Regions from separate parts of the Homo sapiens genome. Here region 1 is linked to region 2. A link is a contact called in ENCODE Hi-C data. All regions are on one chromosome and are shown on one strand. Each heading gives the region's core, a stretch centred on a gene start or an enhancer-like site at or near the end of the contact. The rest is flanking DNA. Distances are from core to core; before and after follow the strand shown. Region 1 holds the start of DCAF6 (DDB1 and CUL4 associated factor 6). Region 2 holds the start of UAP1-DT (UAP1 divergent transcript).

Region 1 (4,844 bases), core at 1,704-4,203, 5.4 Mb before region 2:
GTACGCCACCACTCCCGGCTAATTTTTGTATTTTTAGTAAAGACCAGGGTTTCACCATGTTGGCCAGGCCGGTCTCAAACTCCTGACCTCAAGTGATCACCCACCTTGGCCTCCCAAAGTGCTGGGATTCCAGGCGTAAGCCACCGCGCCCGGCCAAGAGTACTGTACTTTAAAAAGTCATTTTATCTAATAATAAAAATAAAATTAATAATAATGATAAAGTCATTTTATCGCCACACACAAAAAAAGATGGTAATTATGTGACATGATGGATATGTTAATTAACTTGATTGTATATGAAGTTATCAAGTCCTACACCTTAAATATAACAATTTTTAATTGTCAATTATACCCCAATAAAACTGGGAGGGAAAGTCATTTTTTAAAAAAAACCATCACTAATTCAAACATTACCAATGTGGATTTTGCTGCTTCCTGAATGCAAAGCCAGGATTAGCACTGTAGTATAGAAGAGCTGAATAACAGTGTAAAGGTCTACTAAGGGTAAAGGCCAATAAATTAGTTCTTTGCAAACATTTTCAAGTTTCGATACTTTCAAAAAGTATTTTCAAGTACTTAGAAAACCACTTTTAAAGGAAGTCATTCCAAAAATGTCCTATTTTAAGAGTATATATTATCATATCTAAAATATTATTTAAGATAAAGAACTCCCTGTATGTATACATACACATTTGAAAAACTGTAATTCAGGCTTTCTAATATAGTCAGTGAACCCTTCAATTCCCCTAGACCCAATACACAAATTCCATTTCCATTAGGGAGTTGGAGTAGGAGGGGGAAAAGCAGGTATATGGTTTTGTTATATTTTAATTAACTCGTTTGTAGATATAGCTGAAGTAACTGAACCAAAAGAAAACACTAAAATATAGAACTATATACAAGTACTTAAACTGTCCAACTGAGATAAAGGACCAAATTATAAATGTATCCATGCAAAACAATGTTAACGTTTGTTTTATTAAGCTAAAATTAAGTTCTTTCTCCGCAAATAAATTCTAAAAGAAATACTGCACACTTTTTTTGGTAAATAGTTTTAAAAACCAGACTCCAGCTATGTTCAATTTTAAAATGATTAATCACCACTCTAGGTACTTATCCTACAACAAATGCACAGAAGCTTGTAGAATGATGTTCATTAAAATGCTGTAAGGGCGAACGTCTACTTAAAGAAGAAAGGTTGAGTACCCTATGGTACTTCATAATGTTACCTACTATGTAATAATTTAAAAGACAGAATCAATCTATTTTTACTGCCATGGAAAGATCTCCAAAATGTGGAGAAGTGAAAACAATGTTTACAATATGACACCATGCACTCAGGTGTCTCTCTCATACACACACAAACACACACACACCCCAGCATTTGTACATGTACATATGTACTTGTAAGAATGCAAACAAAAAGGTCTGGAAGAATATTCAGAAAACAGAAAATATTATTTCTAAGGGTGGCGGAGTGAAATTGAATGGGAGGGATCAAAGGGATTTTTGCTTCATTTTTATTGAGTTTTTATAAACAAAATGTATTCGTATTTTACTTGAGACACTAAAAAGAATTAAAAAATTGCATGCTAACTTTTCTTAAATAATTTACAAACCAGAACTGTTGGTTGTAATGAGATTTCATTTTCTTCTCTTTACTTGAAATCAAAAACAAATGAGAGCAACAAACACTTTTTAACTAGCAAGTGGCAAAACTGGAAAGAAAAAAATTTTATGATGTTGTTTGCCGTATCTCCAAATAGAAAGAAAGAGTAATGAAGAGTATACAGGAAGAAACAAAAAAGACCTTTACTAAGTACGTCCATTTTTAAGAAACCAAACTTTTTAGTTGACTCGGGCGTGACCTAGAATCCTCAAAAAAAAAATGTTATGCAAAACGAAAAAAGTGGAATACTGTTCCCCCAAGTACTGAAGGTTGTTTTTAGAAAGCTTAACTACGAAACTGTAAATGCCAAGTGTGTTTTCCAGGGGTGGGAAGAGGAACGTGAAACCCTACACCACCTTTAAGCGGTCAAAACGAACTGAAGAGCAGAGTGGAACTGGGAGAGCGCGCGGGGGTGGGGAGAGCTCAGCTATCACTTTTAGGTTTTGGCTCAGCGCCGCAAAAACAGTTTACACGGATTCTGTCTGGAGCGTGAAGTCCCTGAGGGTGGTCAACGCGTCGCAGCCGACACCTAAACCCTCTGGAGATTGAAGGAGAGGGTGGGCAACAACTTAGGTTCTTCGGCTGAGCGGGGAAAGCGCGCTGGAAAAGAGCAAAAGAGCTAACTTTTGCTCTAAACGCGGCAGCTCCTGGAGGTTCCGCAAGTCTCCCGAGTCCCAACCCATCAGCGACCCCAACACCTTTACAAGCCAGTACCTTCTGCCCACGGCCCGGCCCTCCGAGAAAAACCCAGCAAGGGCGGCGGCTGGCAGCATGCACAGGGGGCTTGACTGGGGGAGGCACCGGCACGGAATTCGGCAACCAAGGCCCCACCCAACACCCCAGAGTCTCCGGGCGCCCCCACCGAGACGCCGTCCCACCTCCAACAGACCCGGCAGCGTGCCCCCTCCCCCACTCTAGGCGGCGACCTCAGCGCCTCCGCCCCGGGGCCCCCGCTCACCCAGGTAGCGACTCCGCAGCCGGGACGGGTCCTCCAGCCCGAGGGACCTTTTCCTCACGTCCCACAACAGGTGTGGGTAGGAGCCACCCCGAGACATGGCTCTGCCTGAGCCGGGTGGGAGGGGAGACCACCGCGTGGGGGAGGGGAGGAGGGGGAGGGGACACCCGTTTCAACACCCGAGCCGCACCGGCACCATCCGCGCGCCGGGCCTCCAGGGCGCAGCGTTAGATGGCGGTGGCAGCAGCGGCGCCTGGGCCCCTGAAGCCCGGCCGCACCCGGGCCGGAGCTCGCCTCATACTCTCCTTCTTAGACTAACCAGAACATCCAAAGATCAGCAACAGTCTCCTCCCTCAGCCCCCCTCCAACAGGAGGAGGCGGAGGCGGAGGCGATGGCGACTCCTCCCTCTCCTCGTCCTGGATACCCTCCCCGCCAACCCTTTCTCGCGAGATGACGACCACCCTGGGGACTGAGGCTGGTGTGTGCTGCGGCTGCCCTCACCCTGGAAGAATGCATTCGGGCCACTCTAACCAGATCCTTAAGTCGCTAGGGATAAAAGACGAGTAGAGAGAGAAGCTACTCAATTCTGTAGTCTCTCGCTCACGAGTCTCCAGTGAAAAGAAGCAAGAGAATTGTGCGGCATCATCTTTAGGCACTGAAGGCCCAAAAACCCATTTTAACTACGGGCCTGCTTAATCAAAGTGAAAGGGCAGTAGAACCAGCGCAGCTTCACTTTCCCTTCTCCAACATGGCCTCGAGGGCATGGGGAGAAGGAGGAGGTTTCCGCTCGACCCCGCCCGCGCCTCGGGGCGGGCCAATCATGGCGGGCAGCTCGGCCTGCGCAAGCGCGCTGCCAGCAGGGCGCAGCGCAGACTTGGTGAGGTGATTATTTTGGCACCTGTTGCCATGGCTCCTCCCTCTCTCCTGCCGGGGGCCGGAGGCGGACCGGGGGCTGGCAGTCGGCAGCCTCCGCCCCCTCAACCTTCGCGGGGCGCGGGCCGCAGCTTTTCGGTTCACAGCGGGCAGGGAAAGCCGCGGGAAGGGTACTCCAGGCGAGAGGCGGACGCGAGTCGTCGTGGCAGGAAAAGTGACTAGCTCCCCTTCGTTGTCAGCCAGGGACGAGAACACAGCCACGCTCCCACCCGGCTGCCAACGATCCCTCGGCGGCGATGTCGGCCGCCGGTGCCCGAGGCCTGCGGGCCACCTACCACCGGCTCCTCGATAAAGTGGAGCTGATGCTGCCCGAGAAATTGAGGCCGTTGTACAACCATCCAGCAGGTAATGGACCCTGAATGGCTCCTTATCGAGACCTTCCTTCTCGCTTCCTCTAAAATGGACCTTTTAGAGGCCCTCTGACAACTGCCTCTAGAGGCATCCACAGCCCCAATCCCTTCCCTTCAAGTGAAGCCGTCTACTCTCCTAGCCTGTGCATTTCACCCTCTCTCCTGCAACATCTCTTCCTAAGCCAACGTATCTCAAGTCAGCTCCCTTCCCCACCTATGTGACATCCGCTCCCTTACGCACGACTCCAACCCAAACCTGATCTCCAGATTTGAGCCTTCTCAACTTCTGCGGCCACCAAACTGTCTGGGGCCACCATGAAACACTCATTCTCTTTCTCTTTTCGAATTGTGGCATATTAACCCACTCTAGGCAGAGCTGGATGGGTGGTTTGTCGCACTGTAGGGTTTGGAGTAAAGGTCACTTTCTTCAGCTGCTGCTGGCAGAGGCCTGCAGACTGAGCCCTCCCCCAAACTGCATGCTTTACTTCATCCAGGCTTGAGTCAGTGTCATTTCTCATCCCATAGGTCCAGTGTGTTTTTTTAAGTCTATCCTTATTTATGAAATTGTTGAACAAGCTCTACCCAGAGCTTTTTGTGTGGACAGACCTGGATATCATTCTCTTCTACCACTTATAGTTGTGACCTTGAGCAAAAGCCTAGATCTCTGTTTGTGTAATACGCGGTCTATGAGAATGACAGATAACATATGTGCTTGACTCTTTGTAAATGCTCAGTAAACGTTACATCTCTCTTTGCCTACTGGAAAACTGTGTTCTTGTGGTTGAAAAAAAAAACTGTAAGAAACTGAAAGATTCCAATCCCTTTATTAAAGATCTAGAATTCTGTTACCTCTTCTATAAAGTGAGTTGTAATAATACTTATTTGCTAGGGGCTAACATCAGATATATTCTGAGGTCTGTTTCAAGCCTAAGACTT
Region 2 (5,348 bases), core at 107-2,606:
AGGAATAGACAACTGCCTTGAGTTTCCGGCGAACTCTTGGATCCACACCCAGTGAATTTCACCTAAAAGTCCTTAAACTTTTGCAATACCAAATGACACACACATATGATCATAATCCTATTACCTGATTTCAGATTTCATAAACCATGTAGAAGTAAGTGTAGCACAGCGACAGGCCAAAGTTCAAGCAGCCATATGTTCAGCATACGTGTGCTCAGCCCTCCAATACCATCCTTCTGCTTGGCCAAGAGAGGGGAAACCCAGAAATTTCAATTCTCTCTCACTACCAGTATCATGGCAAACCAAACCAAAAAAAAGAAAGAAAAAAGTGGCAAGCAAACAGGTTTTGTCCCACTGTCCTGTCCTCCAAATGTATCCCCTGTCTTTGTCAGACCTCTCAAATCTTTTCCTCATATATTCAAGACACACCAACTCGCTTCCACCTGACAGTGCCAACGATCTCCTGTCCCACTACAGGCCCCCACACTTGGTATAACTGTCCACAAGGCCCTAGCCTGAGAGCCTCGAGGTCTCTACTGCCCACCCGGGAGAGGCCCCACTCCCAACCCCACACGCCTACACGACCCCCTCGGACTCAGACACTGGCCCAGACCTCCTCCCACAACGCCCCCAGTCCATCTGGGGCGCGCTCATTCCATCCCTGGCCCCGCCATCCACCCGGCTGCCCAGCCCACACACCCTCTCGCGGGGTGGCGGAGGATGGGGTGCGACTGCGGGGCGCACGGGCTGGGGTGTGTGTCTGCGGGCGAGCGGGAGGCTCCTCGGCGTGTGCTCGGCTGCCCGCGCTGTGCACGTTCGTGCGACGCGTGTCCACGTCTGAGCGCGTGGCCGTGTGTGCGGTGGGGCCAGGCCCTCCGCCCGCCCGGGTCCCGAGCCCCGCCGTCTCCTCGCTGGGCTGGGAGCCCCTCACCTTTCTCGGCGCGACCGCAGCTACGACCGTCTCCAGCTCCTTCCGCGCGGCCACTCATCGGCGTCCCGCGCTCGCTCCGAATATATACCCTCATCCGGGGGGCCGCGGCGGCGGGGCGGGCCGGGAGCGGGGGCCAAGTGGAGCGCCAGCCCCGGCCACCCCGCCCCTCTCGCCACGACTAGTGGCTGCCGACGCCTGAAGGAGTGGAAGCCGACCGCCCAGACACGTCAGCGCCGGGAGCACAGACGACGACGCGGACGCGGAGGCGGCCGCGGCCCGGGGCGCCGGGGCGGGGCTAGGGATGGGGGCCGGGCATGAAAGGAGTAACCCACCGGGCCGGGGCGGGGCCTAGTGCGTCACTCATTCTCTGGCCCAATGGGAATAGTTCTGGAGCGCAGTCGGCTGGCGTCCCGGTCCCTCCTGCGCACTAACTGAGGGTGAAGGATGTCGGTTGGGTCTGCTAGGAGGGGCCAGGAGCCGGCCGGCAGAGAGCGGCTCGTGGGTCCCAGGACCCCTGACGTCCCTAGGTTGTACTGGGAGGTGCGAGCCCGAGGCTCTTAGTCGGCCCAGCGGCACGGGGCACAAGCGGGCCACAGAGATGGGCAGGGAGCTGTGTCCCCAGGGTGGCGGATTTCCGAGCCACCCACGCGGGTGGTTGGGAAAGGGCGGTGGATTTTCCTGCGGAGAAACTTTCAGGGCGGGCCTGGCGCGCTCTCTGACCTTGGGCTAGTTATTTTGTGTGCAGTTCACAAGATGCCTGGCCGGGCTCCAAACTCGCTCTCTGTTTGGTTGTGTTTTGGCTCCCAAGAAGGCGAAGCCAGGCCTTTTTTCTTTTGCACAAACAGACAGGAAAGGAGAGAGGAAATGCAAGCAAAGGTAGTAGGTAACCTAAGGTAGTATAAGCCCGGGGTCATCTTTGTGAGTTTGCAGACTTAACGTCGCTAGGCCTCAGTACTCTGCAGAAAGATGGTGGAGGACCTAGATGACCTCCCAGGCCATTCCAGGACCAGTGTTTACAGTCCTGTTACATAACCTAGTGTGGGTGTGCACACACAGGTTATTATATGTTCAGCACTGTGCCCTTGGAAGCTATGTTTACATTTAAAGTTGTGTTGCATTTTGCAGCTTTTGCAAGAAGTGGAATATGTTGAAATACGAAAATACCTAGATTTAACATACCACCTATCATAAAGAGATTCAGGCGCCTTTCTTCTACTTTCTTGGGTGCAAAGGCCTTTTCATTCCCTTTACCAATTGCATAATCACCCACTGCCTCAAGTAACAACAGAAAAACTTAAACTTGGTAAGTAATGCTGGTAGATTTACATTCAGGAGATTGAATACTCTCCATCTCTCATGATCCTAGAACTTCCTTCGTTTCTTTGAAAGAAGAATAGTGTAGTGATTGGTTTATAGTGTAGTGATTGGTTTCTTAATCATGGGATCTGAAGACAATTTCAGCTTTATTGCTTGTGATCTTTGGCAAGCTACTTGTGCTATCAGTTTTCTCATCTATAAAAAACAGACAATAAAGATGAAAATGCCATTTGGTGGTTGTATTAAACCAATCGATATAAATGAAGTATGTAAAACAGTAAACACTAAATAACCTTTAGTTATTATTTATTATTGAGCACTTATTAATTCAAACTAGGAGACCCAGATTCAAAATCAGTCTACGCTTACTAACTGTGTGACTTTGGGTAAGTCATTTAACCACTCCAAACTCCAATGTCCTTTTATGAAATGAAGCTAATACCTATTTCACATGGGTATAGTAAAAAATGAGAAAGAACCTAAGATAATGTCTGGAATATTATAGGCATTCTATAAGTCATAGATGAATGACTGAGTAAAGAGCAAAATTATTAGTTAGCAATCCTTTAAAGAAAAAAGATAGAACTGAGGTCCAGCTCAATGTTTTTAATGAACTACTATAAAATCACATTTGTACTTTTACCCTTTTTTGCTGAAGTTTCATTTGTTTGTTATTCTGGTTACTAGGCATAAGAGGGGCCATAATCTCATCTTGCCAGCTAAATGTCCAGAAATGTCTAACACTAGAGTTATTTCTGTCCTTCGAAATACTTTTTATATACATGGTCTTTTAAGAGCTGATTGAAGAAAACAAGGCAACGATGTTCACACTACCTATGATTTTTTGACATTACACCAAAGGTATCAGCTAATGAAGTTAGACAACAGAAATCCTAAGAGGCTTATAAATTAGAAAAAATATATAAGAATTAAAAAATTATTTTTTAAGAATTTTAAAAAGTCATAAAACTACTTCGACTTGCAAATGACAAGAGAGAATACCTGGAAAGCCCTTGAGAGTCAACAATAAGACTAACAAACCACAGAAAAATTTTGGTTAGTGTATTAGTCCGTTTTCACACTGCTATCAAGAGATACCCAAGACTGGGTAATTTATAAAGAAAAGAGGTTTAATTGACTCACAGTTCTGCATGGCTGCAGAGGCCTCAGGCAACTTACTATCCTGGTGGAAGGCACCTCTTCACAGGGCAGCAGGAGAGAGAATGAGTGCTGAGCAAAGGGGGAAGCCCCTTACAAAACCATCATATCTGCCAGGCGCGGTGGCTCACGCCTGTAATCCCAGCACTTTGGAGGCTGAGGCGGGCAAATCACGAGGTCAAGAGTTTGAGATCAGCCTGGCCAACATAGTGAAACCCTGTCTCTATTAAAAATACAAAAATTAGCTGGGTGTGGTGGCACGCACCTGTAGTCCCAGCTACTTAGGAGGTTGAGGCAGGAGAATCGCTTAAACCTGGGAGGCGGAGGTTGCAGTGAGCCTAGATTTCACCACTGCACTCCAGCCTGGATGACAGAGCGAGACTGTCTCAAAAAAAAAAAAAAAAAAACAGATCTAATGAGAACTCACTATCACGAGAACACTATGGCAGAAACCACGCCAGTGATTCAATTATCTCCACCTGGTCTGGCCCTTGACACATGAAGATTATTACAATTCAAGGTGAGATTTGGGTGGGGACACAGAGACAAACCATATCAGTAAGGTAGCAAGTTATAAAATGAACATATAGAAATCAATAGCTCTCATATACACACATTATAACATTTAGAAGACACGATGGTGGAGAAAATCCCATTTATAACAGCAACAAAAAAAATTAAGTATAAATTTAGCGCAAAATGTGCAAAATCTGTGTAAGGAGAGTTATAAAAGATGCCTAAAAGCCACACAAGATATTTGATCAAATGAAAAAATTCTGGAGCTATTTCATGTGTGTTGCGGATATGAACAAATGACTAAATAAATTGATTTTGGTCATTGTGCTGTGGTTATGTAAAAGAATGTTTATGTTCCTAGGAAAGACATACTAAAATATTTAGGGGTAAAAGAATATGATGTCTGTAATTCTTAAATGGCTCAGAAAGATGAGGAGCAATGGCTTACGCCTGTAAGCCCAACACTTTGGGAGGCCAAGGCGAGAGGATCACTTGAGCCTAGGAATTTGAGACTAGCCTGGGCAACATGGCAAAACCCCATCTTTATTAAAAAACATAAAAATTAACCGGGCATGGTAGTATGTGCCTGTGGACCCAGCTACTCCCAAGGCTGAAACAGGAGGATCGCTTTAGTCCAGGAGGTTGAGGCTGCAGTGAGCTGTGATCATGCCACTACACTGCAGTATGGGTGACAGAGTGAGACCCTGTCTCAAAAAATAAATAAATAAAAGGCTCAGAAAGAAATATATGTGCATAAATACATGGGGGTAGGCAAGAAAGAAATTTGGGAGGCAAAGTAAATAATAGTAAAGTAAATGGAGGAAAACACAGTTAATTTAAAGGGTATTTAGAACTTCTTTATACTGTTCTTCAAGTAAGATTGAAATTACATAAAATTTTAAAATACAACCAACAGTGGAGTTGTTCATTACCAGTCCAACACAAAAGAAAATCTTTAACCCACAGAGCACACAGCTCTGAAGGAAAATGATCCAGGAAAGGTGTGACAGTGTACAGAACAGCATATCTGTACCATGTCACAAGCCTTCTGGCATCTGGTCAGAATGCCACATCACCTGAGAAGCTGTAAATGCCACCGGTAAGTGCTGTTTATGGTGGCAACTGTGCCTCCTTAGTACGGGAATAATGATAGGAAAATGTTTTTCTGTGATTCTCAGCCTTCTAGTTGGATACAGTGGAGGCTTAGATGAAGAGCACAGAAACCTGTACAGAGCGGGCATTGCCTGAAATCCCTCCATGTTTATATATGGATGTCTCTGAAGTTGAACTATTCTCTTAAGCGCAAACTGGCGTGTTTTCAGCATTCAAAAAAGAACAAACTGATGTTTGCTCAAAATATGTTTATTTGGCTGCTCTGTGCTAGACTTTGTGATAGACATTCTAGGGAATCAAAAGATTCTGTGTC

Evidence for each region. A loop is a pair of places that touch in the nucleus more often than their neighbours do. Pooled maps may share reads with other maps.
Region 1: a map of CD8-positive, alpha-beta T cell shows a loop between it and region 2 (15-fold over the local background). The contact joins the promoter of DCAF6 here to the promoter of UAP1-DT in region 2. A Hi-C loop is called at or near these places in 2 of 168 maps with a recorded cell type or tissue (CD8-positive, alpha-beta T cell and naive thymus-derived CD4-positive, alpha-beta T cell) and 9 of 50 pooled maps.

The regions. Positions count from the first base shown.
Region 1 is chr1:167,934,792-167,939,635 of GRCh38, reverse strand. It overlaps DCAF6 (DDB1 and CUL4 associated factor 6), which reads right to left and starts at 2,953. Exons shown (of 22, transcript NM_001198956.2): 1 at 2,628-2,953. The coding sequence starts at 2,724. MPC2 (mitochondrial pyruvate carrier 2) reads left to right here and starts at 2,564. Exons shown (of 6, transcript NM_001143674.4): 1 at 2,564-2,697; 2 at 3,738-3,903. The coding sequence starts at 3,795. RefSeq lists silencers at 2,548-2,787, 2,818-2,887, 3,488-3,657 and enhancers at 3,068-3,377, 3,828-3,937.
Region 2 is chr1:162,557,361-162,562,708 of GRCh38, reverse strand. It overlaps UAP1-DT (UAP1 divergent transcript), which reads left to right and starts at 1,356. Exons shown (of 3, transcript XR_426859.4): 1 at 1,356-1,471; 2 at 2,057-2,234. It overlaps UAP1 (UDP-N-acetylglucosamine pyrophosphorylase 1), which reads right to left and starts at 987. Exons shown (of 11, transcript NM_001324116.5): 1 at 932-987. RefSeq lists a silencer at 499-1,398.